Linked DNA regions of Mus musculus: region 2 is linked to region 1. The links are chromatin loops, found by intact Hi-C in ENCODE. Cell type or tissue: heart. All regions are shown on one strand. Each heading gives the region's core, and the rest is flanking DNA. Links, peaks and the distances in the headings are about the cores only. Region 1 holds the start of Nmd3 (NMD3 ribosome export adaptor). Region 2 holds the start of Kpna4 (karyopherin (importin) alpha 4).

Region 1 (15,515 bases), core at 3,939-11,938:
ATTGTAATTTTTACTTCTTAATTCTTTATGAGATGTGATCATTCTTTTGAATTTGGTTTGGTAATGATTATACAATGTCTTTTTTTCCTACCTGGTTTTTGGAGTAACAATAAAAGATTGGGGCAAGTTAAAGGTGAGGAGAGAGAGAGAAAGAGAGAGAGAGAGAGAAGAGTTTGTGAAGGTGTGTGTGTGTAAGGAGAATGCATGTGAGGTGTGTGTGTGGTGTGTGAGTGAAAGGAGAGCGCTGGGGCTGGGGAGATGGCTCAGTGGGTAAGAGCACTGACTGCTCTTCTGAAGGTCCTGAGTTCAAATCCCAGCAACCACATGGTGGCTCACAACTCCCCATAATGAGATCTGACTCCTTCTTCTGGTGCTGTCTGAAGTCAGCTACAGTGTACCTATTAATAATAATAAATAAATCTTTGGGCTGGAGTAGTCAGGGACTGGAGTTGAGTGGAGTTGACCAGAGCGGTCTGGGCAGACCGAGAGAGTGACTGGAGTGAGTAGGGGTCCTAAAAATTCAATTCCCAGCAACCACATGTACAGCTACAGTGTACTCATAAACATAAAGTAAAATAAATAAATCTTCAAAAATATTCTTTTAAAAAAAGGAGAGCACACTGAAATGTGTAGGAGTATGGGAGTGTGAGAAAAGAAAAACACACAGGAGAAAATCAGACAGTGGAGGAGAGGAGAGTGCAACGTGTGTGTGGCCCCTCAAGCTGTGTGTGTGTGTGTGTGTGTGTGTGTGTGTGTGTGAGAGAGAGAGAGAGAGAGAGAGAGAGAGCAATTTCAAGCCTTGAAACTTGCCTGTCAGTGTATACCCGAAAAAGTTGTCTCTGTGTGTTTATTATGCACCTTCCAGATATCCCTGCTTCCAGCTGAGAACCCAGATCCTGTGTCAAGGCTGGACCCCAACACAGAACAAATTGCCAGAGTTAGTTGGAGGCCAAGCAGAGTGAGAAGCTTGGAGAAGCCAAATTGAATCAGTCAGCTTGGAGAGGAGTTTGAGCCAGAACAGCCAAGTTGAAGCAGCCATCCAGAGTTCAGAAAGAGCTAGAAAGGGTGAGCTTATTCAGCAGCAAGCCTCTTAGGGGACAATTTCATCAGGCAGATAAAAGAAACTTTCACAAATCAGTTCCCATCTATGGATAGAGAAATAGTTTAGATGCCCATCTAATGGATAGAGAAAATGTGTGTATATACAATAGACTATTATTTAGCCATTTAAAAGAAAATCATGTTATTTGCAAGAAAATGGGTAAAAAATAGAAATCCTCAAGTTAAGTAAAATGGGCTGGACCTAGAATAGAATGACAAGTATGAAATGCTTTCTTAGACATGGAGGGTGATTGGCGACGACAAGGCTCCAGCAGGAAGAGGAACGGTGTGTAATGGGAAGCAGATATGGCCTAAACACATTATCACATGAATGACAGCGTCATAATGAAGCACATAGTTTTGTAGGCGGTGGTGTGATGGAGAATAGTCTCCATAGGCACATACACTCCATGCTTGGTTCCCAGTTGGCAGAACTGTTTGGGAAAAAAATTAAGAGGTGTTGTCTTGTTGGAGGAAGTGTTACTGAAGGCATGCCACATTCCCGTTTAGCCCCCTCTGCCTCGTGTTTGTGGATTAAGATGTAAGCTCCAATCGACTGCTCAGCGCCATGCATACCTGCCTGATGCCATGCTTCCCTCTTGCCAGGATGTCATGGACACCCTCTCTGAAACTGTAAGTCCCCAATATACTCTTTCTTCTTTAAGTTGCTTTGATCACAGTGTCTTACCACAGCAATAGAAAATAACTAAGTCACTTGGAAGATCCTGGCAGAATGTAAAAGGACACAGAAGCCCTGAAATTGGCAAGATAGACATCAGTGTTAGGAGAACTAGCTTCACTGATTTAGAAAAATAGAGGTGCACAATGCTCTGGCCACTCCTCGAACCTGTGTGTCTGCCAATGTTCTGACCAGGTATGTGACCATTGCTGCACCTTCATTAGACTCTTTCCTTGTACCCCTCCCATACCCACTTCTTGAGAATAGACATTGTTTAGATCTGGAAATCCCCTACTCTCCCCCTTCTCCTTTCCCCCCTGAGGGCCTATAAAAACTGGGACCTCTTTCCCCTCGAGGTCGACTCCTCTACCCCTGCGTGGGATATGAGTCGTCCCCAGAGCTCTGGCTTTCCCCGAATAAAGCCTCATGTGGTTTGCAACAAGCTCGGTCTGTCGTGAGTTCTTGGGTGTCCGCTATTGTCCTGAGGCCTGAGCTAGGGGCTCCTTTCGGAGTCTTTCAACTGTAGAAAAATATACATTAATAAAAATAAAACATGATCTATTGGATTTGAATGGTCTATGCTTATAGATAATAGGATTTCTAGAAACAAAAAAACCCTGAAAAACTATCATCTGAAACACATTAGCTATAGGAATATGAAAGCACTGTAGTAAAGGTTTAAGGGAGAGATTGGAGCAATATCAGAGCAGGAAAGAATGCTGGCTGCTGTTCCGAGGGCCTGAGTTCTGTTCACAGTACCCACATGACAGCTCTCAACTATCTGCAGCTCTGTTTCCAAGTGACTTGGCACCCTCTTCTGACCTCCACAGATACCAGGCACGCACATGGTATAGACATACATATAAGCTCATCTACATAAAATAAAAATAAATCTAAAAAAAGTAAGTCCGTATATACAGGATTGTCACTGTATTAGTCAGAGTTTTACTGCTGTGAACAGACACCATGACCAAGGCAAGTCTTATAAAAAACAACATTTAATTGGGGCTAGCTTACAGGTTCAGTGGTTCAGTCCATTATCATCAAGGTGGGAGCATGGCAGCATCCAGGCTGTCATGGCTCAGACAGAGCTGAGAGTTCTACATCTTCATCCAAAGGCGGCTAGTGGAAGACTGACTTCCAGGCAACTACGGTGAGGATCTTATGACACACCCATTCCAACCAGGTAACACCTATTCCAACAAGGCCACACCTTCAGATGGTGCCACTCCCTGGTCCAAGGATATACAAACCATCACAGTCACAAAATAAATAAAAGATAAAAAATCCCTCCCCCAATATTGAACATAAAAAGAATTTAGGGAAAACTATGAAGCCGATAGGTAATTATCTTTGTATTTTCCCCCGTCACCAAAACGACAGTAGAGATAACTTTATGTCTGCAACTTAATCACCCATCTGATATTAAAAACAGACTGTAAAATATAACCTAGCTGAAAACCAACAAGCCACAGATTAAAAATCTGCTAGGTTCGGATTAAAATATGGGATGTTTGGCTGAAGAAATGGCTCCATAATTAATAGTGCTTGCCTCTCTTCCAGGGGACCCAAGTTCCATCACCAGCTCCCATGGGGGGGGGGTGGCTCACAATTGTCTGTAACTCCAGTTCCAGGGGCATTTGACACCCTCTTCCAGCCTCAGAGTCTTTATTCTTTTTTTTTTTCAGTTTTTGTGATTTTATTTAAACACAAAACATGTACACAAGCCATCTATTCATTTTCTTCGCTGTGTAGCCTGGTGTTGGGATTGGTGACTCTGATGGCCAGCTGTGCTGCTCTTTCTACAATGGCTTTTCGGTTCTTAGAGGACACGTTGTGAGCAATCTCAGCACGGTAAGATTTGTTGCACATCAACAGCACCTCCGGCTCCTTGATATTGTGGACCAGGAACTTGCGGAAGCCACTAGACAGCGTGTGCTTGGTTTTCTTGTTGCTCCTGTAACCGATGTTGGGCATCAGGATCTGGCCCTTGAACCTTCTCCGCACCCTGTTGTCGATGCCTCTGGGTTTCCTCCAGTTCCACTTAATTTTCACATATCGGTCTGACTGGTGTCTGATGAACTTTTTGGTCCTCTTTTTGACGATCTTGGGCTTCACCAGAGGCCGGAGGGCAGCCATGATGCTGCATAACAGAAGGTAGCCACCTCGTAGGCAGTGCCGAGGAGGGAGCCAGAGTCTTTGTTCTTAACCACATTATACTGTTGCATTACTCGGATTCCAAAATACATACTATGCAAGAGTCAATCTATAATGTTGCTTCCTTTTTTTTTCCTGGACAAATAAGACCTTTTTATATGTTGCTAGTTGATTTTTTCCCCCTAGAAGATAAACTCGAAGAACGCTAAGCCTGGCCAAGGAAATACTTGTTGGACCGTGAAAGCAGCTCTCTGCCAAAATTCTGCAAGTACCCTCTTGTTTGCAAGAGATGCCTGGCATCAGTTCCGCAGAGCTCCTTTGTCTCCCCCTTTTGTTTAGTCATATTTTGTAACATAGTGTTGAATACAGCTGCCTGATATTGAGTATTTTCTTAATGTCAGGAGTTTTTCCTCCTGGCCATTAAAAATAACAAAACCAAGCGAACAATCAATATAAACATTGCATCACAGAAGGAGCTTGAAATACTAAATTGTTAAATTAAATTTAACTTTCCCAATCTGTCATGGATATTTTCCAATAATCCATTAGCTGTTAGTGTATGTACTTGTTCTGCAAACATGTGATTAATATCTGACCATAATTTCAGTATTTCTTGAGTTACCATGAATTATTAAATGTTTTCTGACCTAATCCCAAGGGAACAAGGCCTCACTGCAGTACACAGACTTGAGTCACATTCCAATCACATCTTAATGAGAACTGTCCTTGTAAACTAACTGCTAACATAACCACAGTTGATTCTAAATCAGCGATTTCAGCACGGAGTCTATATGTCTTTGAATGTTTCACAGTTTCTCTGAGTCAGAATGCCATTCTAAACTATAAGGCACAGTTTGGATGTGTCGACACACGGCTACGTTAGCAGCAGCAGCAGCAGCAGCAGCAGCAGCAGCAGCAGCAGCAGCAGCAGCAGCAGCAGCGGCAAAGACCACAACTCCCAACACAAGGGCAACAATTAGCCCAACCATTCTTCAATCCTTTTTTTCTTTTGACCCAACATATGATAACGTGAAGACATGGAGTGAGATTCTTCCCAGGCACGAGCCATCTCTACAGGCATCCAAACACCAGTCTGGGCTTAGAGTACGTAAATTCTCTGAAGCTCAAATTAACAGGAATGAAGAACGTTTGGAATAAGACACGTATCCTTCAGACCGATTCCGAGTAGTTTTGACAATCATAAACAAATAAGGAAGACAAACAGACGCCATAATATTATGAGACACATGTTTTTAAAACTATTGACTGACTCTTTGTGAATCTCATGTCATGCACTGCAATCTCACTCATGTCCCTGTCTCCTTCATATCTGCCCTCGGTCCTTGCATCACCCCCGCCCAAGAGAAAACAAAACAAATACATACATACATACATGCATAAATTAAATAGAAAAATGCAAAAAGAAATAAAGTAAAAAGCATCTCACAACTGGGCAGTGGTGGTGCACGCCTTTAATCCCAGCACTTGGGAGGCAGAGGCAGGCGGATTTCTGAGTTCGAGGCCAATCTAATCTACAGACTGAGTTCCAGGACAGCCAGGATTACACAGAGAAACCCTGTCTCAAAAAATCAAAAAATCAAAAAATCAAAATAAAATTAAAAAAAAGAATTCTTACTGTGCTAACTGCAGTGTGCCACAGTGTGTCACACAGTATGTCCTTTTTTCCACACTTCTTTGCAAATGCTCTTTGCAATGAGTCATTGGTCTGGTTCAAGGTCTCTGGCTTCTGCTACACTATGGATTCTGGATTCTCACTGGGACTCCCCTTGGATATACTGTTGTTGCCCTGAGTCATGGAGAACCTGCAGCTTTGGATTGGTTGGACTAGCCCCTTCATGAGCTCCAGCAGTTCATATCTGGGGTAGATGTTGGGGTGGGCCAACTCAAAAGCCCTGGATCTGGGTCTAGGTAGAAGTTGAATTGGTTAGCCCTCCAGTTCTCCTGCACCCATGCCATTAGGGCCAGCTCTCCTGCTTTGCTCAGGTGAGGGACAGGGCCAGCTCTCTTGCTTGTGGCAGTGGGCAAGACATGGGGCCAGCTCCCCACCTTTCAGCTGATTCTCCCATGCTCACGCCACCAGGGCCAGCTCTACTGTGCTGCCCAGGCAAGGCAGGTGTGGGGCCTGCTCTCTCGAGTGATGCAGCCAGCGGTGGTGGGGCCAGCTAACTTGCCTGCCAACAGCCACAAGATGAGGTACATTTTTTTTTTTTTAAATAAGAGAGAACATAGTCCTATTGTTAGAAGTAGTTTTCTATATATTCCTTTCCCAGGCCCAAATGTTACACGATGATTAATCCCAAAGATGGTTGTGAGTAGTTCCTCTCTCCATATGAAGAGAGGAGGTACCATATGCTTCCACGTCATACTAACCGTAGATTCGTTGCTATGGGTGGGTGATGGTATTATTATTATAGAACTATCTTTTTTTGTTTTTTTTTTTTTGTTTGTTTGTTTTGGTTTTGTTAGATATGGTTTCTCTGTGTAGCCTTGGCTGTCCTGGAACTCACTCTGTAGACCAGGCTGGCCTCGAACTCAGAAATCCACCTGCCCCTGCCTCCCAAGTGCTGGGATTAAAGGCGTGCACCACCACCGCCTGGCTGATTATAGAACTATCTTAATTCTGTGTCTTTCTGCACCTTTGGTGCAAGCAGAGCCTGTAGGCACCAAGGTATGAAGTTACCACAGCAAGAATTACTCACAGCTCACAGCTCTGATCCTCTTCATTGTTCCCAGACACTTACCTCCAAGACTACAGGAGTGTGGCGAGGAGGAGAATGAGGTGGAATGGAAAGACTATTAGTAATATTTTCTTCAAACCCCTCCCCTATTCAAATGAATAGGTTCTTGGGTCCTTCATATTTGTTCATTTATGAATAATAAATAACTGCCCCTTAGCTATAACTTTCAAATATGAACTTCATGCCCAATCCAAAAAGGAAATCCTCCCACTTCTATTTGATAAGATGAATTCAAATTTAAACCCTCTTCATTGGGGAACAAAGACCCTCTACTGTCATAGGGTCCTGGAGTCCAATTAGAGTCATTAGCCTAAATTGGAATAGTGTGATCCTCTAGATATGCCACTTGGCTAAAGGCAGGCTTAGTAAGAAAAATTCTTTGCCTCATTTACCTGAATAGTGCCGACGGTTAATATGAGTGCAGGAGCCCACAGAAGATAGAGGCATCCCCCTGGAGTTGAAGTTATAAGCCATTCAAAGATGATAATACGGATGCTGGGTACTGAACTCTAGTGTTTTGCAAGAATAATAGTATGGACTACTGAGCCATCTCTTCAGACCACTTTCCCCTCTTTATGCAGGTGCTGGGTATCCAACTCAGATCCTCGAGCCTGCATGGCAAGCACCTTACTGACTCAGCCATCTCCCCAGCCTCCAACGCTAAGGCTTCTATTGGAGTTCTTAGGACTCTCATGTATAGAATCATAGCATCTGCAAATAAGAATATTTTGGTTTCTCCCTTTCTTATTTGTATTCCCTTTATTATTTCCCTTGTCTTACAGCCCTAGCTAAAAACTTCCAACACTCTATTAAAAGTGGAGAACATAAACACCCTTGTCTGTTTTAGTAGAAATTAGGCATATCTTTAAAAAACAAGTAACTAAAGTTTATACTGTAGTTACATTTCCATGTTCATTATAAATGTCTTATAAAACACAGATGATTGTGTGGAGCTGGAAAGGTGGTGGCTCAGCAGTTAAGAACATCTGCTACTCTCTCCCAGGACCAGAAGAGCTTGGTTCTCAGCCTCTGTGTTGGGCAGTTTCAAACCACCTGTAACTCCAGCTCCGGGGCGTCTGACACCTCTTCGGACCTTAGAAATGCTAGGGTCTTCCTTTTGACATCAGTTTCGGTTACAGTTGCGGATTTACCTGTTTTCATCTATTTTGTGGATCCACTTCTGAGAAAAATATGTTTCAGATGATTTCTTTAAGAATAATACTTTTCTTTAATGAAAAACATTTTATATTTTCTGCTTACTATTAAAAGTACAGTGTTTGCAATATAATAGAGAGTTTTCAGTTTTTCTTTCTTTTCTTTTTCTTTTTGCATCAACTGTTTAGTAAACAGCGATTCGATACTCTTAAGTTGTCCATGGTGATATTTACAGTGGCCATGTTTCTTTAGAAAGATCCATGTATTTTATGTATTTGAGTGTTTGGCCCGCATGAATATATATGCACCAAGTTTGTGGTTGGTGGCCTCAGAGTTAAGAGGGCGGCAGATCCTCTCCAAATGGAACTCTAGACGTCAGTGAGCCCACCCTGTGAGTGCTGGGAATTGAACCCAGGTCCTTTGTAAGAACAACTGCTTTTAACTGCTGAGCCCTCTCCCCAGGAGCTGAGAAGTGCATTTTAAAGATACGGGGGCGGGTGGAACGGTGAGCCTATCACAGACACCAAACTGTTGTAATCACTGTCCCGAGCCTGCTCAGCTCGCCCGGTCTCCCGTATCCCCACCCACTCACTCCATAGGCCCCGCCCCTTGCTACACGTGTATTCTTTGACCCCGCCCACCCGTCCCCTTCTCCCGCACCCTTCAGCACGCGGGATTTCCGGTTCTCCTATCGCGAGATCTTCGTAGGTGTGTAGCGCGGCTGAGGTAGCCGGTAGTGCGTCCTGGCCGGCGGGTTGCCCGCTGTGGGTGTATTTCGCCCTGTCACGGAGCTGCTGGTAGGTTCTGGGTGGGAGACCCGGCTCCTGCGCCAACAGCGGCCAGACGAGGGAGCGAGCCGGGCCCTGTACCCGGGCTGCGAGCGGCCCGCACGGGCGCCGGGGCGTGGGTGTGGGGCCGAGGCCGGCCGCATGCGGAGCCGCGGCGCGGAGGAGGGCGGAAGGGCCGTGCTGGGCGGCGGCTCGCGACCCCCGGGCTTGTGTGCCGCACGCATGGCTGTCCCCGAACTCAGGAGACTCGACCTGATGGATCCAAGTCTCACCGGTCCTTCCCTCCCCTTGATAGGTCGCGCGCGAACCATGGAGTACATGGCAGAGTCCATTGAGCACAGCCCGGGACACATGTGAGTTGCGAGCCCGCCCTGATCGATCCCTTGGCGTCTGCAGATCGTAAAATACCGAGAAAACGGTTAACGCTAGCAGGAGAGGTCCTTTTCTCGGTGGGAGAAAACGGTTGGGTCTTGATCGCATAGGAAGTCTACCCCATTTTAAGTCCGGTGTAGAAAAAAATGAGTGCTTTGAGAAGACGTCCTCCTAGAGGGGCACGAGTGGACGTGTACGGTTGTCACCCGGCTCCTCTGTCGTGCTAGCCACATGGTATGCGGTGCTCACGTGCAGCTAGTGGCCACCACTGGAAGATTATCTTAGTTTTCTTTGGGCAGCCGTGGGCCACGGTGGCGGAGGTTCACAGACTTTTTCTGCTGTTTCGTTGAAATCTTACTTTCGATGGAGCCAGTCCTGTTAGATTGGCCCTGGAATTCACTCTGTAGCCACGGCTGACCTTGAGAGCCTTGTCCCTTCAGCCTTAGCCTCCCAAGTGCTGCGATTATGTCAGGCCTGCTTCACAAAATTTTTCTGCCTCCAGTACACTATAGAGTTATACTCCTGTAGCTTAGAGCATCGGTAGGCATAGGTGCTCTTCTTGTCCTGTATTTTTGTCTATTTCTCCTTTTAAAAATTACTTTGTAACATAAAATACAGGGTTTCATTATATTTTCATGTATATAGGAGGGTCCGCATATTTAACATTGTACAGCGTTCATATTTACCCTACCATTGATCTTCCTTAACCCTCCTACCCCCTCACAGGTCCCTTTCCTTTCCTTAATAATCTCCTTTCTGTTTTCATGGAATACGTACATTTTCCTTTACTGTTCATTGTGGGTCCCTGTAAAGGGGGCCTGTTCGCATCTACGCATTGTAGATGCTCAGAACAAAGGGGGCACCCACTAGCCGAGTCAGATGCAAGAGAAACGAGAAACGGATCTTACATATATTGTTTGTTTCTCTTTGTTGTTTATTTTTGCTTTTGAGACAGTCTTACCATGTTAAGTCCTGCTTACCAGGAACTCATAGAGAGATCTGTCTGCCTCTGCCTCTGCCTCGCAAGTGCTGGGTAAAGGTCTGCACCATCACACTTGGCTGTCTTTTGTTTATATTGTTGAATTTATGTGCACATTAGTGTTTGCTATTGTTGTTAGACTATTTGCATTGCTAATTTCTTTTTTTCTTAGTTTTCCAATTTTAAAGAAGAGATGAGGGACTAGGACATTTCTATCATTGCATGAAGTTCATTAGCATGACAAAGTCGCACAGTGCCCTCTTTAAGCATTTTCAGAATTATGGCCCTTTGATTTTTGCCGATGTTTCAGGATTCTTCTTCACTCTGTCTTTAAGATTGCCTTTTTCCCCTCTTCGAGACAGACTCTCATGAAGCTCTGGCTGGCGTGAGACTCACAGATCTGTGTGCCCTGCTTCCTGGTTGTTAAGACGAAAAAGATTTCCCCCCACACCCCACTTGTCTTTTAAAAACAAATCAACTTATTTTATTCGTGAGTGTATGTGTGTGTGCTAAGTGCATGTAAGAGGCCATGGACATCAGAAGAGTGGTAGACTCTCCTGGAACTAGAGTTACAGATGGTTGTGAGCTGCCTCTTGTGTGCTGAAAATTGACCCCAGTTTGCTATAAGAGCTGGAAGCACTTTGACCCATTAAGTGTCTCCTCCCCCACTTTAAACAGTAGAATCTTGAAGGCTTTGGCTTGGTAGGGGTTTTTTGTTTGTTTGTTTTGTTTTGTTTTTGACTAGTAAATGTATAAAATCTAATTGGAAAAAATCTGCTTTATTTTCTCAAGCTTGTGCTGTGAATGTGGTGTCCCAATTAGTCCAAATCCTGCCAATATTTGTGTGGCCTGTTTACGAAGTAAAGTTGACATCAGCCAAGGTGTTCCAAAGCAGGTCTCCATTTCTTTCTGCAAACAGTGTCAGAGGTACAGTACATTACTACTTGTTTAGCTTCCTTAAGTTGGTCTTCATACAGAGAGCCACTGTGTTATGCTGAGATTACTCTGAAGTATACGGAATGAAACGTGCTGTTGAGTGTTAATTTTTACCTAGTTGATGTTACCAAGGATATAATAATTTGCAGTTTTATGCTGTGCTTTCTACTGTCCTACTAATCTGGTAAGGATAGAAAAAATATTTGTATAAAAGTGAGATACTGAATCTGACAGTAGAAGACGCCTTCTGAGAGCTGATGCATTCTTTCTTCAGTTTCGTTCCTTTAGTTGTTGGCTACATCTGTTTACATCTATCCATATGTCTAGTGAGAGACTTAAACCTTGTCAGTGAATATAAAAATTATATGCCTGTGACTTCCCAGATAGGTTTAGCATTTGCTTTGTGTATGTGGAAATTGTCTGTGGACCTCTGTAAGAATTCAAAATGTATTTCCCCAAATCTCTGCACATATATAAATAAGCCCATGAATTTAGTGTACTATTTTAGGGAGTTTACAGTGTGTGAGCCTGGTAAGTATGAGGCTTTTGGTCTGTTATGAATATTTATTATTAAATACATGGTGAAGTTTTAAAAGTATTAGACAAAGAAGCAGGACCCCCAAAATATTAGAAGTTTCTATCAAACTAGTTTTCTGTCATGCTTAGATACAGTCTGAGTCTCAATTTTCTCATGAGAATGAAGGGTTTTTATTAGATGATAAATAGTATTTGAAACATCCTTTGAAAATACTTATAAACAAATGGTTTTTATTGAACCTTGAAACAGGAAAATTAAAGTGTTTAACCATTTAATACCATGGCAAGAAAGCATTACATAACTCAGGTGAAAGTATTTAGCAGACATTGTTAATAACCTCTGTGTACTGGACCTTGGAAGACTGGGTTAAAAAAATTCATAATTTACAGAAAGGATTTGTATTTTACTATAATGAGGTTTAATTAATTTTGTTTTTTCAAGATAAAATTTCTCTGTAGCCCTGACTATCCTGGCCCTTATCTTGCTCTATAGACCAGGTTGACCTGGAACTCAGTTTGTCTTTGCTTCCCGAGTGCTGGGATTAAAGGCGTGCACCACCGTGCTTGACTTACTGAGGCTTATTTTGAAAACTTGTCTTTTTCAGCTTAAAAATTGAAATGAAACTTGATGACTGAACTTTTGATATACATTTCTATGTGTACTAATTTTCCTGTTTTTGTATGAGAAAAATGTTTCGCAAACATTTTAGAAGAATAAAATAAATAATTTTAGAGTCATTTAAGATAATTCTTACCTGTTGGTCAGTGTTCCTTCAAAGAAATTTTGGAAATATTGCCGTGTTTACTGGAATTTAAAAAGAAAGTCATTTATGTGTAGCTGTGTGCACGTTTGGTGTCCCTAAAGGCCAGAGGCATTGAATCCCCCTGGAGCTAGAGTTCCAGGCATTTGTGAGCTGCCCAACAGTGAGTGCTAGGAACCCCACCTCAGTCCCCCTTAACTACCGAGCCATCTCTCCAGCCCTCCTTACTGGGATATTTTATTTATTTATTTTTAACACGTATGCATTTATTTGGTATGTGTGCGCACTAGGCCACACTATGCATATGGCGGTCACAGGACGATTCATAGGGTTGGTTCTCTCCTTTTACCATGTGATCTCAGGTTGTCAGTCCTGGTAGCAAGCCCTTTTACTCTCTGAGCCATCTTCAGAGCTCTCTTAACTCAGTGCTCTCTTAACTTCTATTTTTAATAATTGAAACGACAAAATACATAACATATCTCAGATTGGCTTTCTCCAAATATTAGAATATTAGTTTTGAACTAAAGACACTGGTCTCATGGGGTAAAGCTTTAGAGTAGAGTATTACTCCTGATTAATAATCAGTATCACTTCTTTCTACTAATGGAAATTCCTGTTTTTTCCTGAAAAGCGGCAAACTTTAGAATGTTATCTTCTTTCAGATATTTTCAGCCACCAGCATCATGGGTACAGTGTGCTTTAGAGTCCAGGGAACTTCTTGCTTTGTGTTTGAAAAAAATTAAAGCTCCTCTGAGTAAGGTAGGTCAGTAGTTAATATTGCTGTACTTTTTCACTGAAACACTCATTTTCAGAAAATCCTTTGCTGTGGGTTTTGCTTTATTATGGTGGCTGTTGTTTGTTTTTTTTCTCTTATGTTCTTTTCCTTTTGTTTTTTGAGGCTGGAAATTGAACCAAGTGTCTTTGCCATAAATTATCAGGGATTCTACCACTGAACCATTTTGCTAGTCCCACACAATATTTTAATACACAAACACACACACTCTCTTACTTTTTATATTGACCTTTGTTGAAAGGTAGTATTTTTATTTTATTAGAAAAATTTGTTGAGATTTAAAATTTTTATTTGTATGGATGCTTTGCATGTGTATGTGTCTGTATATTATGTATGTGCAGTACCTTTGGAAGTCAGAAGAGGGTGTTGGGTCCTCTGGAACTGGAGTTACAGATGGTTGTGATCTGATTTGTGGGTGCCCTAGAAGAACAGCAAGTGCTCTCACCCACTGAGTGAGCCTTCAATATTATTTTTTAGTTCTGAAATCTTTCAAGTTATTGATTCATCTTGCCCTTGGACTTTTTAATTGCCTGGAGTGAAGCAGTACAGTCAGGATGACTAGAAAGGGAAAAGAATGCTCCATTGATTGTTGTTGTTGTTATAAGTAGAGAGCATAGTAAAAGGATTTTAGGATTTCAAAATGTTAAGTGGGTACAGAAGAGACTGAAGAACCATATGGGAATTGGATTGTAGGAAATGAGAGGGAGACTCAGGTATCTGGAATTACGTTAAAGGACAAAGGACTTAATAAAGTTGACAATGGCTTCTCTAAGAACAAGTGTGCTGAGCCTGTTAAGGGAATGCTGAAGTGAATGTCAAGGTCTCTACATTCCTGCAGATGGAGGTTAGAGGCTTTAGGAGAGAAGGCAGACTTATTTAGTGCTCTGTACATTTGTACATTTCCACCTAACTCCTGCAGATACTTACTAACTGGAGGCAGGGAGGGGTACACTGGGGGGGTAGGGGAAAAAGGGTGGTTAGGAACTGCTTGCTATTCTGATTTAATTTCTTGACTACTGGACTTTGCTGTAGCTCACTCAGTCATACTAGTTGGGTTTTATTCTTGAGTACTGCATTTGCCTTGGCTAGTCTTGCTATCACTAGATAGTATCTGGTACAGTTATAATCTGCCTGTTCACACTTTTCAGTGTATTACTTAACAGATTTTTCTGTGTACCTTCAGACCAGTATCAAACTGTCTACTTAATGTATGTCATAGATGCCAGGAAGGGCTCTTTGTCCATTAAATCTGTTGTTTATTTATGTCAAAAAAATTGTAATATCTAGCTGTTTAAGCTTGCTACTTGGGTATTGTACTAGTGTGTGTTCTCGTCCTCTTTCTAATATATAAGTATTAAATTAATCCTATAGAATTATCTTTTAAGTAGCTCTTGCTTTGCTTATTTCTGGTTCCTCTTAGTTCGGGTTCCTACTTTGATTATTATAAAGCCTCCATTCTTTTTCTCTCTGTTTCTTTGTTTTAAAGTTTTCATTCTAGCCTTACTGCATTATGTTCAGTGTATCAAGAATAGCAAGCTGTTTTTAGCTCCTGATCTAGAAGTATTAAAATTATGTAGTCAGTATATGAACATTTCCCAAAATAATGTCCATCCCCCTACACACAGACACCCTGAAACTCATTCTGTAAATTTTTTTTAATGGTCATTGATGTTTTATCTGCGTGTATGTCTGTGTGAAAGTTTCAGATCCTCTGGAACTAGAGTTACAGACAGATGTGAGCTGCCATGTAGGTGTTGGGAATTGAACCCAGGTCCTCTGAAAGAACAGCCAGGGCTTGTAACCACTGAGCCATCCCTCCCCTAAATGTCCATTCTTTAAAGGAAAAAATAAAGAAGCCACAGAGTAATGTAGAAAGATATTAACTTGAGTGGAAGCTTATGTTTGTGAGGTTGCTTTTGGGTAATAAAGGCACCAATTCATTTTCTTACGAAAAAGTAAATTTCTGTCTGAAGAGGAATACTTTTTTTTTTTCTTTAAATAAATTTCCCCCCTCTGAAAGCTACTTTTAATTCTTGCTCAATATAATAGCACAGTCATTGGGTTGCCCTTTCATTTGCTGCCATTGTTGCCATGGTTTTATAGTGATGGATTGCAATGATGTTAATCACATGTTCCTTCAAAGATCTTATGAGTCTATTTAATTTTTTTCCTTTTTTTAAAAAATTCTTTCATAAAATACATCCTGACAGAAATTTCCCCACTTTCCACGCCTCCCAATTTTCTCTGCCACCTCCCCCTTTCCCCAGATGCACTCCTCCATTTCCTTTCAGAAAAGATCAGGCTTCCCATGGATGTCAGCCGAACATGGAATAGAGTAACAAGATACAGTAATACTAGGCACATATCTCCCTCAAGGCTGGGCAGAGTAACCCAGTAGGAGGAAAAGGGCCCCAAGAACAGACAAAACACTTCACACTCCTACTGTTAGAAGTCCCACAGAAACACCAAGCTATATAAGATATGTATAGGACCTAGTG
Region 2 (15,515 bases), core at 2,462-10,461, 600 kb before region 1:
CACAGGGTCAGGGGTCCTGAGACATTTTAAAACAAAATTTTAAAGGTCAAAACTATCTTCCTGACAAAACATACATTAATATGTGTTAATGTATGGGAACACATATGCATGTTAGCACTGCACTGATGCCAAAGGGTTAAAACTGCTAGTGCTCTAGCATAAACTAAGATAAACCAGCATTATGCTGTAATGGTGTCATTGTATTTCAGTTAGGCCAAGTTACTGGAGAATGTCCTTGGGCCTGGAGAATGACTCAGCAGTTAAAATCTCGGGCTGCTCTTCCAAAGGAATTGAGTTCAATTCTCAGTACCCACACAGCTACTTATAACCATCTGCCACTCCAATCCCAGGGGATCCAACTCCCTCTTCCGGCTTTCAGCAGCACCAAGCATACACAGTGCACAGACATACATGGAGAAGAAGCACTCATACTTTTTGATGCCAGGTATGGGATCTTTAATTTCAGCACTTGGGCGGTGAGGCCAGACTGATCTACATAGTGAATTCTAGGCCAGGGAGGGCTACTTGACAGGTTACAAGCCAGCAAAGGCTACACAGTGAGACCTTGCCTTAATACATACATACATACATACATACATACATACATACATACATACACACACACACACACACACACACACACATGCAAACACACACATACACAGAGAACATTTATCAACCATTCCTGCAGCAATATCTATAATCATATGTAGAAAAAAAAAAGTACTTGGACAATTAGGTTGTGAATTGAACTATTTTTTTTTTCCCCAAGAAAGAGCATTTTCACTTGAAAGAATGACAGAGAAATTATGGTTATTTTGATTTAGTGTCTGGCAGATTTAGTAAGTCTATGGCTTAAAGGAAAACAATCTATAGTATTTACTGCTAATGATTAAAATGTGGGTTTTCAAGTAAAGATTAGTTTTAGAAAACTATGTCCACGACTATGAGCTTGACAAGTTTTGAACAATAGTGATTTTTCTGAATTGTAATAATATCAACTGTGAATTTTCTTTTTTTCTTTCATTCTTTCTTCTCCTTAATTTTATTAAAAAAAAAATTCTTAGGTTGGGAGGAAATCTTTTCATTGTATAACAAACTGTGTCAGCATTTGGAAGATCTGAGTAACTTCAGTCTGGTTTTGTCAGTGGGATGTTTTCCAAATAACTCAATACATGTAACAAAACCATGAAGAGATATATTTGAAGTGTAAGTCAGACTAGTGTCTGTGGTTCAATCAATATTTAACTTAACAATGTAAGGAGTACACTGATACAGCTTCAGACAAATGCCAACCAATCCTTACGAAATAATCATCCCTGGAGCTATACCATAGTATCATTAAGTATCCTAAAAGGTAAATGCTTTTTTAAAAACCCTTATCTGTATGCTAAATTCAGAAATTGATATGGAGATACATACATATCTTCTCTTAAAGATGGAAAAAAGTTAAATATGAACATTCTTTTCATTAAATAATTTTGGTTTGGGGAAGCCAAGTTAGTTTCCATTAATATTTCTTCTATCCATTAAAACACAAAACAAAACAAAACTTTGAGGTGTTGGTTTCTCTTTTCCATCACAAGGGTCTCAGGGATTGAACCAGGTCATTGGGCTTGACAGCAAACACTTTTGCCTGCTGAGTTATCTTGTCAGTACAACATTTAGAAAGTACTATTTCAGCCCCACATGGCCTTTAATCCCACCACCCAGGAGGCAGAGACAGGTGGATCTATGAGTTCAAGGCTAGCCTGTTCCACAGCCATGGCTACAAAAAGAAACCCTGCCTTGGAAAAACAAACAAACACCCCAAAAAGTACTGATTCTAATTTCCAAATTGGAAAAAATTGAAAAAGATCCACAAATTAAAAACTAAAAGTCTGTAATGAGTTTTGAACCTCAAACATCTACAGACAGACTTCTGAACTAAAACAAGACTTCTTCCTTCCTCCTCTTCCTCCTCCTTTCTCTTCTTCCTCCTCTTCAGTCTTACCAAAGGCCAGTCTGACTTCAAACTCACAGCAATTCTCCTGCCTCAGCCTGAGCCTGTTCAGAAAAGATTGCCTGGGACTGGAATTACGAATGAACACGAGGAGCCATGTGGGTGACAGGAACTGAACCAGAATGAGGACAACCAAGTCCTCTTAACCACTGAGTCGCTGCTCCTGCCTCAGCAAACATTTTGAATTCACACAGGTTAGTAGCCAGAATGACTCTTATGTCATAGACATTTGCTGGTAATATGAGCAGCTTGACTAGTGAAAATGTTAAACTCTATACGTGCTTCTAAGTATGTGCCACCATGCCATGGCCAGCTCTGTTGTATTTTGTAGGTGCCGCTCAATATTCTCACAGCACTGTCTAGCAGACGGAGTCTTCCTGAACGCTGACTTTACCAAATCTAAATGGAAAGCAGGTAAGTTTTTAGTGTTAGAAGTTCATAAATGATACAAAATTCCAAAACTCTCTGTGCAGAAAGCAATAGTAATGCCTCACCTATAAAATATGCTAGTAGTGCATTAGGCTGAGAAAAATTAAAGATAATAGGATATAGTATTAAAAATAAAGACTTTGATACACACCTGAGATAAAAATCAATCTCTTGACTGTTAAGTCAGAAGCACAAATTTCTTTTTAATTTTCAAAATTGAGATGAATTAAAAGTTAAACATAACTGAAATAGGTGCTCATTCAAGACTGCTCCTGCCTCTGACCAACACTAAACCAGAAAGCCATCAAATCAGCAATGCATGTCAAATTTTTATTATGCACTCTCATTCAGTATAGGCCTCAAGTAAATGTCCACTACCCCAGAAAACACTGAAAATATTTTAGTAACCAACAACCTCTGTCAGGAATAGCTATCCATGGAGCTGGAGAGATGGCTCAACAACTAAAGGCATTAGTTGCTTTTCCAGGACCCTCATGATGGCTTATAACCACTTTTAAACCCAGATCCAGGGAATATGACACTGTCCTCTAGCCCCAGCAAACAACAGGCACACATGCACTACACAGACATACATGCAGGCAAAATATCCATACACATAAAATAAAAATGCTAAAAAAAAAAACCCCATCAAAACAAAAAACCCAAACAACTATATTAAGGGTGTAGTGGTAGTGAGGAATGTCCTTAATCCTAGCACTTCAAAGGTAGAGGCAGGCAGATCTCTGTGGGTTCAAGGCCAGTTTGATCTATACAACAAATTCCAGGTTAGCTAGGGCTACACTGTGAGATCCTGTCTAAAAATAAAAAACACCCAAAAGGAAATGATTATATTAGAAAGCACAAGAACTTGGGCTCAACTGCCCCCCAAAACTAAACCAAAACAAGTATCCACATATGCATTTTTCCTAAAGCTGTTTCATTCTTTCAAAACTACTCATACATTCTTCCCAACAGTGCATATTCATTTGGCATACTAGTAAACTGTGAAAATTATCAATGAAGCAATTCTGAAGTCAGATGTCTTAAAAACTAGAAAAGCTGATAGGAAGCTAAAACAATAATTTAAATCCCAGTACTATTTCTCTCAGAGGTCTCATATTGTCTCACGCATGAGCTATTATTTGAAGAATTAGACAGTAGTTATTTTAAGCACAGTAAGTATGTTCCAAGATTTGTGGTGAGAGAGGTCAGTCTCTAAAGTTATAAGACTTACTAGCTTAGCAATGTTTTTCACTTTGAGCCAACAAAGCTGGTTCCCAAACACAAAACAGCACAGCACCTTTATTAAACCTGTCCAACCTGACTTCATATTTTATACTCAAAATTATGTGGTATTTTAATACTCATACTTAGCATAAGTTGTTTTCACAAGACCTAATTACTTTCTAATATATTTTACATTCTATTTGAACCAGCAAACTTTTAGAATGTTTTTATAAAACCTTTGAAAGTTTACTAGAATGCTACAAAAGAATCCGTCTCTCCTACCAAACTTAGAAACAGATGATCTTAATTTGCTTTGCTTACTCCTGACAAATCTCATTGGCAATTTGGTTACTACCATTTCCTATGTTGTACTATATGACCTTTTTTATGTTAGTGCCTTCAAATTAGCACTGGACAATCCTCTACCACACTACAGGGAAGAAGCCAAACTTTGATGAACATTATCTGGTAACTCCTTAAACAATATTTCAGATAAATATTCACAAACACTTCCTTTGACTTCTGTCTTTCAAAATAAAAAAAAAAAAACCATGACTATTTTTTGAAGTTGGATTGATAGACTGAAAAGTACTAATGAATATTAAATAGAAATCTAGAATCATAAAATTATGACTTCAGAACGGTCACATCATTGTGCCCAATTGCCCTCTAATAGGCAATTCATTGACTCTTTTATGTGCAAAGTTTTATACATATACACACAGAAACAAACAAACAAACAAACACACAGGAAAAACCACACACACAGCTAACAGCAAATACGGAAGCAAGAGATTCAATCATACTGAATCCTATTAAGAGTCCTCTCTCCCCAATAAAAAAGATAAATTATATTGAGTTGTCAGGCATCTCACTAACCTACTAATGGCCACAGCATTCATAAAGCAGATGTTGTGCACTGTCATCTTTGTAGATGAAAAGAATCCTAAGACTTAAACGATTCTTCCAGGTCATACTCAAAGTTAGAGATCAGGTAAAATGAAATTAAACTGGCAGATTTTGTCCTCATTTTAACCAACCTCTTCCCCACATGTTACAGTTACCTAACTCTACATGCAGCTGTAATATTTACACATTTGCTGTCTAATAAGGTAGCGACCATCCACACGACACCATTACTCACCTAGAAGAGAACTGGGCTAAACAGAGAAATAACCTAATGGTAAAATACAAACTGGACTTTGAAAAGTTAGTAAGAAAGGAATCATGTCATGTGAAATATTTCATTTTTAAAGCTGGATTAAATGTTAAAATGGCCTTTAGGATATACTAGGCTAACTCTCGCTGTACAGCAATAGAACTGCCTCCTCCAAAACGTAAATATTAAGACTCAAAAAAAGCAGTATTTTATTATCTGTTACATTTCACATACATTACATATGTAACACAATGCAGTAACTATATCATGTTATATAATGTGTGTGTATATATATAAAATGTATATGCATATATGTATACATACATATTACATACATAACCCAATGCAGTTAGCTATCTGAAGGGGAAGAAAATGTACTAACAGGCTTTGGAAAGATTCAGGCATATAAGTGACAAATAGACTGCCTAGAAGTAATACAAGATGCTTCTGTCTTATTACAAGTACTCATCATCTTTAGAAGCTTTTGTTTTCTTTTGTGGTATTGGGGATCAAACCCAAGGCATCCTACATACTATGATTTACCACTGAACAAGACCCACTTATGTGATCTTGAGTAAGTCACAGAAATAAGATAATTTTTATTTAGTCATGTTATATTTATAGATAGAAAATTAAAATATTCTAATTTCCAATGCACCTACATGAATTCAGTCATTAGTAGTGGCTACAGATATGATCTCAAAATACATCTAATATGCATTTATAGATAATTTAAAATCACCTATCATAGTAGCCAGGTTGATTCAGTATTAATTTATTAGTCTATAGTGGCAAGAAATACAGAGTAAGGGTAAATTACATTTTTGTTTGTTTTTTGTTTTTAAGATAACTTAAAACAGGGTGGTGGCACATGCTTGCAATCCCACAACTAGAGAGAGGGAAGCAGGGATAATGCCAGTAAAAGATAGTGTTCAGGAGGATGAGGGAGAGAGGTTGAGAGTGCAAGGCTCTCCTAGGCTACAAGTACATAATGAGACCTTGTCCAAAAGAAAAGAACAAGAGGGGTGGAAAGGGAGAAAGTAAGTCTGGCAACCCTATAAAAAGTTAGATGCAAAGTTCCAGTATTACCTAGCATTCTAGGTTTGTAGCCAAAAGAAGTAAGACTGTTACACAAGAATGTGTACATAAATGCTTATAGCAATAAGATGTGACCGATAACAAGGGTTAACCATGGTTCTATGAAGATAAACACATAAACACAATGTGCTATAACTATATGCAACAATATTAGTCAGACCTAAGAAAGAAACGTTCTTGTTACAGCATGGATGAATCTTCAAGTCAGGTAGCCACAAAGTATCCTAAAATGTACATTCCATTTACATGAAGCACTCAGAATAGGCAATCAAAACAAACATTGCTTTGGGTTGGAGTAGCTGAGAAAGAGAATCATTGCTAATGACATATATCAGGAGTTCTTCAAAGAGTAGAAAATATTCTAAGATTTGACTTAGGTGCTGATTGTGCAACCATTTAAACACATTACAAACCACTTTATATGGGTGAATTATATAGTATATGAATCACATTTCAAGGAACCTGTTAAAAATTGGTAGCAAAAAAAAATTAGAGATTGTTTGGTTACCTGATGTTTTTCTAAAATTTCTAACTTTGGAGTATTTATCAAATTTATATTCCCTAACTTGTGATTTTTCCCATTCTAGATATTCATATTAGTAAAAATAAATAGGTATTTTTCAACAAGTAAATTTAATGACAACTATGAACTATACATTTAAAAAGTTGGCTTTTGTTACATGTAAATTACTCCAATAAAGAGATTAAATTTGGGAGCTGAAGAAATGGTTCAGTTCTAAGCACTCACATGGCAGCTCCCAGCTGGAAGCAACTCCACTTCCAAAGGATGGGCTCCCTGGCCACAGGGCACACACATGATGCACATACACACACATCCAGACAAAACACCCCTATACACAAATCTAAAAAAAAATTTTTTTTTTTAAATTTCTTCCACTATAAAAAATGATCACAAAGATAAGCATCCTTAACTTTCAAACAATCTCTAAATAGCAACACACACCCTGGGACATACAGTTCTTCTAACGACTGCAATAAGCTAAAAGAGGATAAACTACATTAAAAGACTGACTGGCATTGGGAAAAGTCAACAAAAGTTGCCATCTCTATCCCGAAAATGCTCAAATTCAGGAACCGACCACAGCAGTCTGAAGAAGTTACCAGAACATAAAAGGGGATAAGAAGCTAAAAGCTTGACTTTTTTTTTAAATTCCCTATATTAAAAAAAAAAGTCACAATGGAAAGAAACTGTGTGCTTAATACATCGAACCTTGGAAGCAACTGTGTCTATGACAACGAAGCCTTCTTCCCCCCTTTAAAATAATACGTGATGGTGTCAGTCCATAGCCTACCGGATTCCTCACTGCCACCACCACCAGGAGGTGGAGAGAAAGGATACCGAGAAGACTAGGGGATGACAGCTTTGTATAACCCTTTGGACTTTTCTATGTAAGAATGCAAACTGGTGGTCTCTTCTCAGAGAGGAGTAAAAAGATCTGTGGACAAGCTCAAATAAGGCGGTGGAGGCAGGTGATCTTTTGACTGGAAAGGGACACATCGTGAGCCACATCTTTGAATCAGCTAGGACCAAACTGAAACCCAGGCCGCTGGAAGGCACTGCTTAGCATCACCAGGACCGCCTCTCGCGGCGGGGGTGGCTTTTTTTTCTTTCTTTCTTTCTTTCTTTCTTTCTTTTTCTCCAGCGGAGAAGTTGACTCCTGTAGTTTGGACATTGAAGTAAAACCAGAGTCGGGGCGATTAGGAAAACCTGCATGTGGAGGCGTCTCGGGCCCGGAGAAGTTCCGAGGTCGCCGCTCGCTCCCCCATCGCCCTCCACCCGCGACGCTTGGCGTCGGGGGCTCGAGCAGAGCCTGAGCTTCCGCCGCTGCGGGGCCTCCGCCGCGGCTGATATGCCCGCCGCCCTCACCCGTGTCTGGCCGGCTCGACAGGACAGGCCTAGGCCGCACCCGGCGGGCCCCGGCGCTGTCGCCGGCGGAGGCGGAGCAGGCCCGGCACAAACTTCCCGGCGCGGCGCCCGCGTCACGGCCGCTCGCCCGCCCGCCCAGCGCCATGCCGGCCGCCGCGCCCGCCCGACTCCGTACGCACCCCGCGTCCCGCCGGGGGCCGGAGGCCGCGGACCCCACTGTACCTCCAAGTCACGGCCTTTGTTCTTAAAATTCTTGAGCCGTTGGTTGTCCAATTTCTCGTTGTCCGCCATGGCCGGGCCGGCGACTCTCCCCACCCGCCCGGGCCCCGCGGGATCCGCCCCAACCACCGCGCCGCACAGACGCTCCCAGGAAGCCGGCCGCCGCCTGCGTCGCCCGCCCGTCCGCTCGCTTCCTCTCGCCCGCCGGGCCTCCGCTTCCTGGCTGGCCTCTCCTGCCCTGAGCTCGGGTACCACAGCAGCTCTGGCGAAGACGACTGCGGGGCCAGCGGCGGCGGCGGCAACGGCGGCGGAATGTGCTGCCGGCTGAGAGGGGGAGGCAGCCTCGATCTGAGGGCCCGGCTTTACGGCCACGCCCATCGCCGCCAACCCGGTCCGCCGATTGGCCGGCCGGGCTCCGGAGTGCTTAGCCAATCAAAAGGGACGATGGAGAGCGGGGGACGGAAGAGCGAAAGGAAAGGGGAAGGGAGAGTCTGGGGCAGGAAAGGGACGGGGCGCAGGAGCTTGGGAGGGGAGGGGTCACGCGCGGAGGGAGAAACCCGAGGCAGCCGAAGAGCAGCAGATCCGGGAGCGGGCGGGGATGGGCAGGGTGTAGTGGTCCTGGTTATGGTGGGATGATTCCCGGGGTGGCTTTAGATGTTGGGGTTCTGAACTTCGTTCTTTTCTCCCCCGGTGTTACTTGAGCGCTTCATTCACTTTGGAAGGCAAAGAGGTGTGTCTAAGCTACATGTGAAGTCCTAAACCCTGAGTCCTGTTCTGGGAACTGCGAACCAACCTAGGACCCGGCATCGTGGCTAGGACTGACTACGGTGATGTGCATTCTGAAAACTGAAGGGAAAGCTAGAGGGACCCGGTAGGAAAAGGAAGGTAGAAGGTTCGCAACAGGTAGAAACTTGAGAAAAATTGGTCCTTCCCTAATACCCCCATTTTGAGCAGTTTCTCTTGGGAAATTAAACTGCTTGATCACAAAGTATTAATTTATAGAGAATGACGACTATGAGCCATGACATAGCAAATGCAACATTGTGACTCTTGATAAAGGAAGTTAATCCCAAAGAAACCTCTTAACCAGGAACATTGTAACCAAAGGCGGATGTAAAACAGGTACAAAAGAGCCTCTCAAATTTTTCAGAATCGCTCCGGGCCGGTGACTCGGTTTGTAATCGTAGCTACTGGGCAAGAGGAGGAGCTGTTAAAGTAGCCCAAGAGCAAGGCCAGCCAGAGCAAGAGTCCAAAGCCACTTCGAGCAGTTTAGTGACACTTCCCCTCTTCTCTTGCGGGTTCATCTCAAGATAAATTAATAATAATAATAATAATAATAATAATAATAATAATAGAAATACAACTCATTGGAAGAAGCTAATTATGCTGGAGGCCCTAGGCTCAGAAAAGAGAGTGAGGACATGTTTTCAAAACTATATTTAAGCTGAGCATAGTGATCCACACGTTAAATCTAGCAAAGGCAGGTGGAGATGAGTTTGAGGCCAGCTGAGCTACATCATAATACCCTGTCTAAAAACAAACAAATGTGTGTGTTCATTTATCAATTATTAGTTCCCCAAATTGTGTGGTTTTTGTGAAGCAGTGGCAGTTCAGAGTCAGAAGGAAGAGGAAAGCTAAATGTGTCTGAACTTGGCAAAAAACTCTATTACAAAACCCTTTGGGAACATTTGGCTTCTGGTTCTTTCTGGTATATTTTGTTTGGGCAGAACCACATGCAGAAATGAATGTTTAGGATGCGAATATTTTATAAACCCCTTATATAAAGTCAAAGGAGGATGCTTTTGTAAGGTATAATACAAAGACAATGGGTTCAACAAGATAAAGGATTGAGTTCTTTTGGGAATGGGGGATAAAGAGAACTGCAGGATAGGAGCCTCTTGAAGATAACTTATAATGGAATGGTGGGAACAACCCTTTAGATACAAAGTAATGCCTTCCAAATAAGTCTTTGGTATTTTGTATACTTTCTGCTGGGCTTGGCGAACAAGCATTTTGGAAGTAATTCACACTGAGGGTTAACTTGAATGTAAGTTGAATTCAGAACTTAAAATTCAGATGAAGTTCATTATGTGTGTGTGGCATGTCGGCATATTCAGGTATACACATCTTTGTGCAAATGAGGACAAAACAAGATATCCTACATTGTTATTGCGCTCCACCTTATGGCCCGAGACAAGGTTTCTCACTGAATCAAAAGCTCACCATCGAAGATGTGCTTGCTGCCTTGTCTGCTTACCACCTCCTCCCAGTGCTGGGATCTCAGGCATACACACCTGCACTGGCTTTGCTGGGGAACCAACTCAGGTTCCCATACTTGGAGACTCTCTCCCTCATATAGTTTTATTCTCCAAAGATTGATTTAGTTGAGGTGATACTGAATTTACACGCTAGAGCACTAGTATATTTTAAAATATGACTAAGCCAGTTATAGTTGTGTATTCTACAATCCCAGAGCACTAGTATATTTTAAAATATGACTAAGCCAGTTATAGTTGTGTATTCTACAATCCCAGACTTATGGAACTTGGGCAGTAAGCTTCAGAATTCTGAAGCCAGTCCAGATACACTGAGAGACACTGTGTCCTAAAGCAAATCCATGAGATCTAAATGTGGCAAACCGTGCCTGTAATGTCAGCACTTGGAAATATGAGTCTGAATTCTATGTGAGACTAGGCTACAGAGCTAGAACCTGTCTCAAAAATAAAATGAAACAAAGGAAGGGTGGATTTAGGATAAGAACATTTTGGTGTAAGGATGGAGAGAGGGAGGGAGAGAGAGGAGGATTTTTTGTCTTAAGGGTTTGTGATTATGTGATCAAAATGAGAATGGCACATAGTATTATTAAGTAAAGGAAAGAAGGAGTTTTATACATTGCTAGATCTTTCTAAAATATAATTTGTGTTTGTTACAGTTGGGCTGATTCAGGAGAGAAAAATATTGAATCATAGCCAGTCACTATAGTTTGTGTATACTATGTCAAATGTTCATGTATTGAACCTTGGTTACCTGTCTTAGAGGAATTTTCCTAAGAAAGGATGAAGAGAGTTCTTGTGAGACCCTTTGATACCTCACAAGAGAGAGTTATAAAAAAGGACAAGCCTGGCTACCCGATCTTGTTTGATTGCCTGTCTAATTACAAGATCTTCCTCTCACATCTCCATGATCCTATCTGCCATAGAGGGGAGGGAAGCTTACCAGAGTCACTATAGTGCTATTTGAAGAGCTCCAAAACTATGAGATCTCTTTACTTTAGGAAGTAGCCAGACTAAAATATTTTGTTACAGTAACAGAAATTGGGTTAATACAGTAGCATCTTGTATTTTCTCAGGGTGTGTGAGGGGGATTAGGAGTGGGTTGACCAGGCATGGGGGACTTCGTGTCTTTTTATTCTCAGAAGCTTCTAACTTATGGCTTGGGGCGTCTGAAGAAAATGACTATTTATTTTGAAATTGATGTTAATTCAATTGAGGGAGGACAAACACCTAGGTTTTTGTTTGTTTGTTGACCTAGCATTGCATTGCATGCAGTCCGGACTGACCTCCATCTTTTTATGGAGACAAAACTGGACTTGAACTCCTGGTTCCCCTGCTTCTGCTTCTCCAGTGCTGCCCATTGCTTGTATACTCCTCCACACCAGGGTCGTTTATTTCTCAAAATTAGTTTCGACTATTTAATCAAAGGGAAACATTGAATTGAATTAGGCTCAACCCTCATCCTAATACCCTCCCACTTCAGACAAGTTCCCTGCCCTGATTTTTAAAACTTTTTAAAAGACAGTAGGTTGCAAAGGTTTCTATAATCATAATAACAATGTTACCAGATACTGAGTTTCTACAATCTAGGTCTGGGTAATTTGTTTATGTGAGATATTTTATTATTATTTGTGTGTTTACTCTTATAGCACTAATCCAATACAATATGACAGGTTTGTTTGTTTTTGTTTTTTTTTTTTTTAAAGACAGGTTCTTACTATGTAACTAAGGTTTGCCTGTAATTTGTAATCTTGTTTCACATTCCCAAGTGCTAGGATTATTCCCCCCTCCCCACCCCATGTCTTTATAAGACAGCCTTCTAACCCTCTGTTTAGGGTCCCTCAGGCTAGATTAAGCTGGCCTCTGGCTTGCTGTATAGCCAAGAGTAGCCTTGCGTTCTTAATTCTCCTGCCTCCACCTCTCTAGTGCTTAGATTGTCGGAGTAAGTCACCACACCTAGCTTTATAAATGCATTGACTTCTTACAACGATCCTATAAAATAATTGTATTCACTTTACAAATATAAGATTGAACGGAAGAGAGGTGCAGGAATTGATTGAAGTCAAACAATGAATGTTAGAGCAGGCATCTGAACCAATCCTGGTATCAGAGCCACCTGGGAAAGACATGAATGTGTGCACTCATGGTGCACTTTGAAGGGAGGTATTACTTCCACTTTCTGTATGAGAAGCCTAAGGTTTAGTGTGCCTAAGAAGTCTGCCAAGCCTCACACCACTACTAAGTGCTGATTCTGGGCCTGTTTAGCTCTGAACACCACACTCCTGGTAGATGAACCAGCAGTCACTCTGTCTTTGAATGTAGTAGCTCAGGTGGACCTCTCAATTCTAGCGCTGAAAAGTAGGCGAGAAAGCTGCTCAAAGCACAAGTCCATCAGAATCCCCTAGGAGCATAAATGCCGTGTTGGTAAGTCCTTTCCATGTTTTCTGTTTTAGAAAGTCTGAACTCCTGAATAAAAGCAGGGGTCCTGCCTCCCGGGGCAACTCTGAGATCTACAAGATCTGGCATGACAACCATTTTAAAGATTGTTTCAATCTTAACAACAACAAACAATTAACTAAGGGCGACACACCATGGTGATGGCTCATGTGCCATGCAAAATAATGTATAGGCACACCATGGTTACACATCTCTAACTCAAAAAAAAAAATGTAGACAAACCATGCTGTGAGGACTGAAATCTCCAACTTAGTATAAACCAGTTTGGTATTGCTGGATGGATTTTTGTTGTGTTTTTCTGCACTTATTTCTGCATCTGTTCTTTTGAGTTTCCTCAAATGGTGATCTCTTTGTATCTTCTCCACAAGGATTGGCTCCACAGGCCTATTTAAGTGTACTTTGCTCTTCTTAGTACAAATCTTATGCACTTGGCATGTACCGCTTTCCTATCTTGTTGGAGGCTCAGGGCTACTCACTTCTGGTCAATTGAGACAAATGAAGAGGACATGTCTTCATTACTGTTCTGCTCCTAAATCCCAACCCATCTGCCATCCTTGGGGTTTCCTTCTTCAAGTATGGTTCTCAGGCCTTGCCCTGAAGATTTAACCAGGAACAGGGACTCTCTCTCTCTCTGTTGTTGATGTGATAGCTCCCTATCTTCAGAAATGTTTTGCAATTGATTTATACATTCTGTTTTGAAACTGAGAATAAAAACAAAACAAAACAAAACAAGACGAACAGTCAACCAGCCTGGTAAAAATTCTCTTGAGAATGATCAACTCCAATAGTGTCAGTAAAGACACCAGGGTCCTGTAGCAGGTCACTGCTTTGGAAATCACACATAAGTAGTTTAAGGCATTTGCTAGTTTTTGCCCCTATGACTGAGCATAGACTCCTGGTGCATGTGGTGCTCTGTATACACATATAATTCTCAAATAAAAGTTAAAAATAATATAAGACGGAACACTTTGAAGGCACATAAATTAGCCTTGAAATCCACACCTCATAGGATTTACCAGCATTCTATTTATACTTTGTCACCGTGTTACACAAAATCCTGAACTCTCCAAAGTCAAAGGGCTGGAGCCCCTGGTGTACTGCATAAACTTGGTCACCCCAGATCACCTTAGAATAGACTTCAGAAAAAAAAATTTGTTAAATATCTAACTTTTTTTCTCACTCAGTTACACTTTTAAATGCTCATTCTAACACTCATTAGAACCTGTTAAAGGTTGCTGAGCAGATAACTCACAGTATGAACCTGGGAAGTGTTAGACCATCTTATTTGGAATCAATAAACATGAGAATGTCTTGTACTCGTGTCTTCTGGCTACAGCCTTGAGATCTGTCTAGTCAAACCTTTGTGTTCTTCATGGCAGAACATACACTACTTACTGTACTGACCCCAAATGAGATTTCCCAGGGTTCTGAGTTCTACTTATAAATAGAAGCATCAGAAGGAACACAACTTGGAGGTGGTCAAATAAACCAAAGACTAGCAACACTTGTACGTGGCTAAATGTATGAGGATTGGAACCATTGAGAGCAGTGGGGAAATATCAACACCCATGTGACACATAAGAGCATTTTAACTTCTAAAGAAAACATTTTATTTTATAGTTTATGTTATTATTTATTTATATTTTAAGCAGGGTCCTTGTATGTAACCCAGGCTGGCCTAGAAACAATTCTCCCGGTTCAGCTTCAGATTATAGATGTGCCGCCAGATCCAATGTATTTTCTTACACTTTCCTTCTATGTGAAAAGAAGGAACACGCACCCTGTATGTATATCTCTTAACAGGCACTGGTATGTGAAACTTTGAAAAAAATTCACATTTGGCAAGGAATAGTAATATGCACCGTTAATCCAGCCTTTAGTCACAACTCTTGGGAGGCAGAGGCAGGCAAAGCTCTGTGAGTTCAAGGCTAACATGGTGTTAGTCTATATAGTGAATCCCAGGTCTGTTAGCTTGCAGGGCAACAGCCAAGGTTATATTGTGAGGCTTCTATCTGTGCTAAATAAGCATTCTGTCAATTGAGAGAGATATCTATCCAGACCTCCTTTTATTGGTTTGTTTTTGAGACAGAGTCTCAACACTGTAGCCCAAGCTGTCCTGGAACTCACTGTGTGGCCCAAACTCATGGTGATCATTTTGTCTCAGCGTCTGAAGTGCTGGGATTACCACACTTAGCAGAAATCTCCTTAAAGAGCCACTCACCTCTGACTCCCTCATTCCTGGCGCTCTCTGGGAGGCGCTCCTATGGAGTGACCATAGGTTACACTGGCAGATAACGAATTTCACCACCCCCCCCCCATGTGCTACTTCTTGAGGAACACGTTAAGTATACTTTGTATTGCCTATATTACAAAATATATCGCCTTTGTCCCAGTCCCTAAAATAACAAAACAGAAACACCCCATATATAACCACTCAGTGTAAAGCGGTGCTGTGTAGTGTGATATGTAATATGTAGTAGAGCATAACATGTGTCTGTGTGTATTCTCAAGGCTGGCTTTATGAACATGTGGCCCATACAGCTACATAAGACCCAATGCTGAGTTTAAGCTGTGCTGTCAACCATCTTGAAGTTCTCAGTTTTTGAACAAGGCCTTCACATTTTCATTTTGTACTGGTTCTTGCAAATTATGTAGTTTTCCTGGTATGGTGTAGTGTATAATCTTTTAGAATTATTACAACTTTTTCCCCTCATGCATTGCTTCGATTTTTAAAGAAAAATGCCCATATAGTGTCTTTATTTT

Evidence for each region. A loop is a pair of places that touch in the nucleus more often than their neighbours do. Peaks named below come from ENCODE experiments on the same cell type or tissue, not always from the same donor. Only the 100,000 strongest peaks of a DNase experiment are listed, where the experiment ranks them.
Region 2: it touches region 1 in a loop (4-fold over the local background); 7 of 42 quality-filtered maps call a loop at or near these places.

What each region holds. Positions count from the first base shown.
Region 1 is chr3:69,713,475-69,728,989 of GRCm38, forward strand. Nmd3 (NMD3 ribosome export adaptor) reads left to right here and starts at 8,581. Exons shown (of 16, transcript NM_133787.2): 1 at 8,581-8,648; 2 at 8,935-8,992; 3 at 10,783-10,917; 4 at 12,887-12,983. The coding sequence starts at 8,949. It also overlaps the pseudogene Rpl32-ps. In heart, for the core only: no CTCF peak of the experiment used is centred there; DNase peaks (open chromatin) are centred at 8,507 and 9,237; H3K4me3 peaks cover 2,586 bases; H3K27ac peaks cover 2,127 bases.
Region 2 is chr3:69,118,707-69,134,221 of GRCm38, forward strand. Kpna4 (karyopherin (importin) alpha 4) reads right to left here and starts at 8,386. Exons shown (of 17, transcript NM_008467.4): 1 at 8,026-8,386. The coding sequence starts at 8,094. It overlaps Gm1647 (predicted gene 1647), which reads left to right and starts at 12,527. Exons shown (of 3, transcript NR_126533.1): 1 at 12,527-12,719. In heart, for the core only: CTCF peaks have their summits at 7,244 and 7,447; DNase peaks (open chromatin) are centred at 7,465 and 8,455; H3K4me3 peaks cover 2,780 bases; H3K27ac peaks cover 2,128 bases.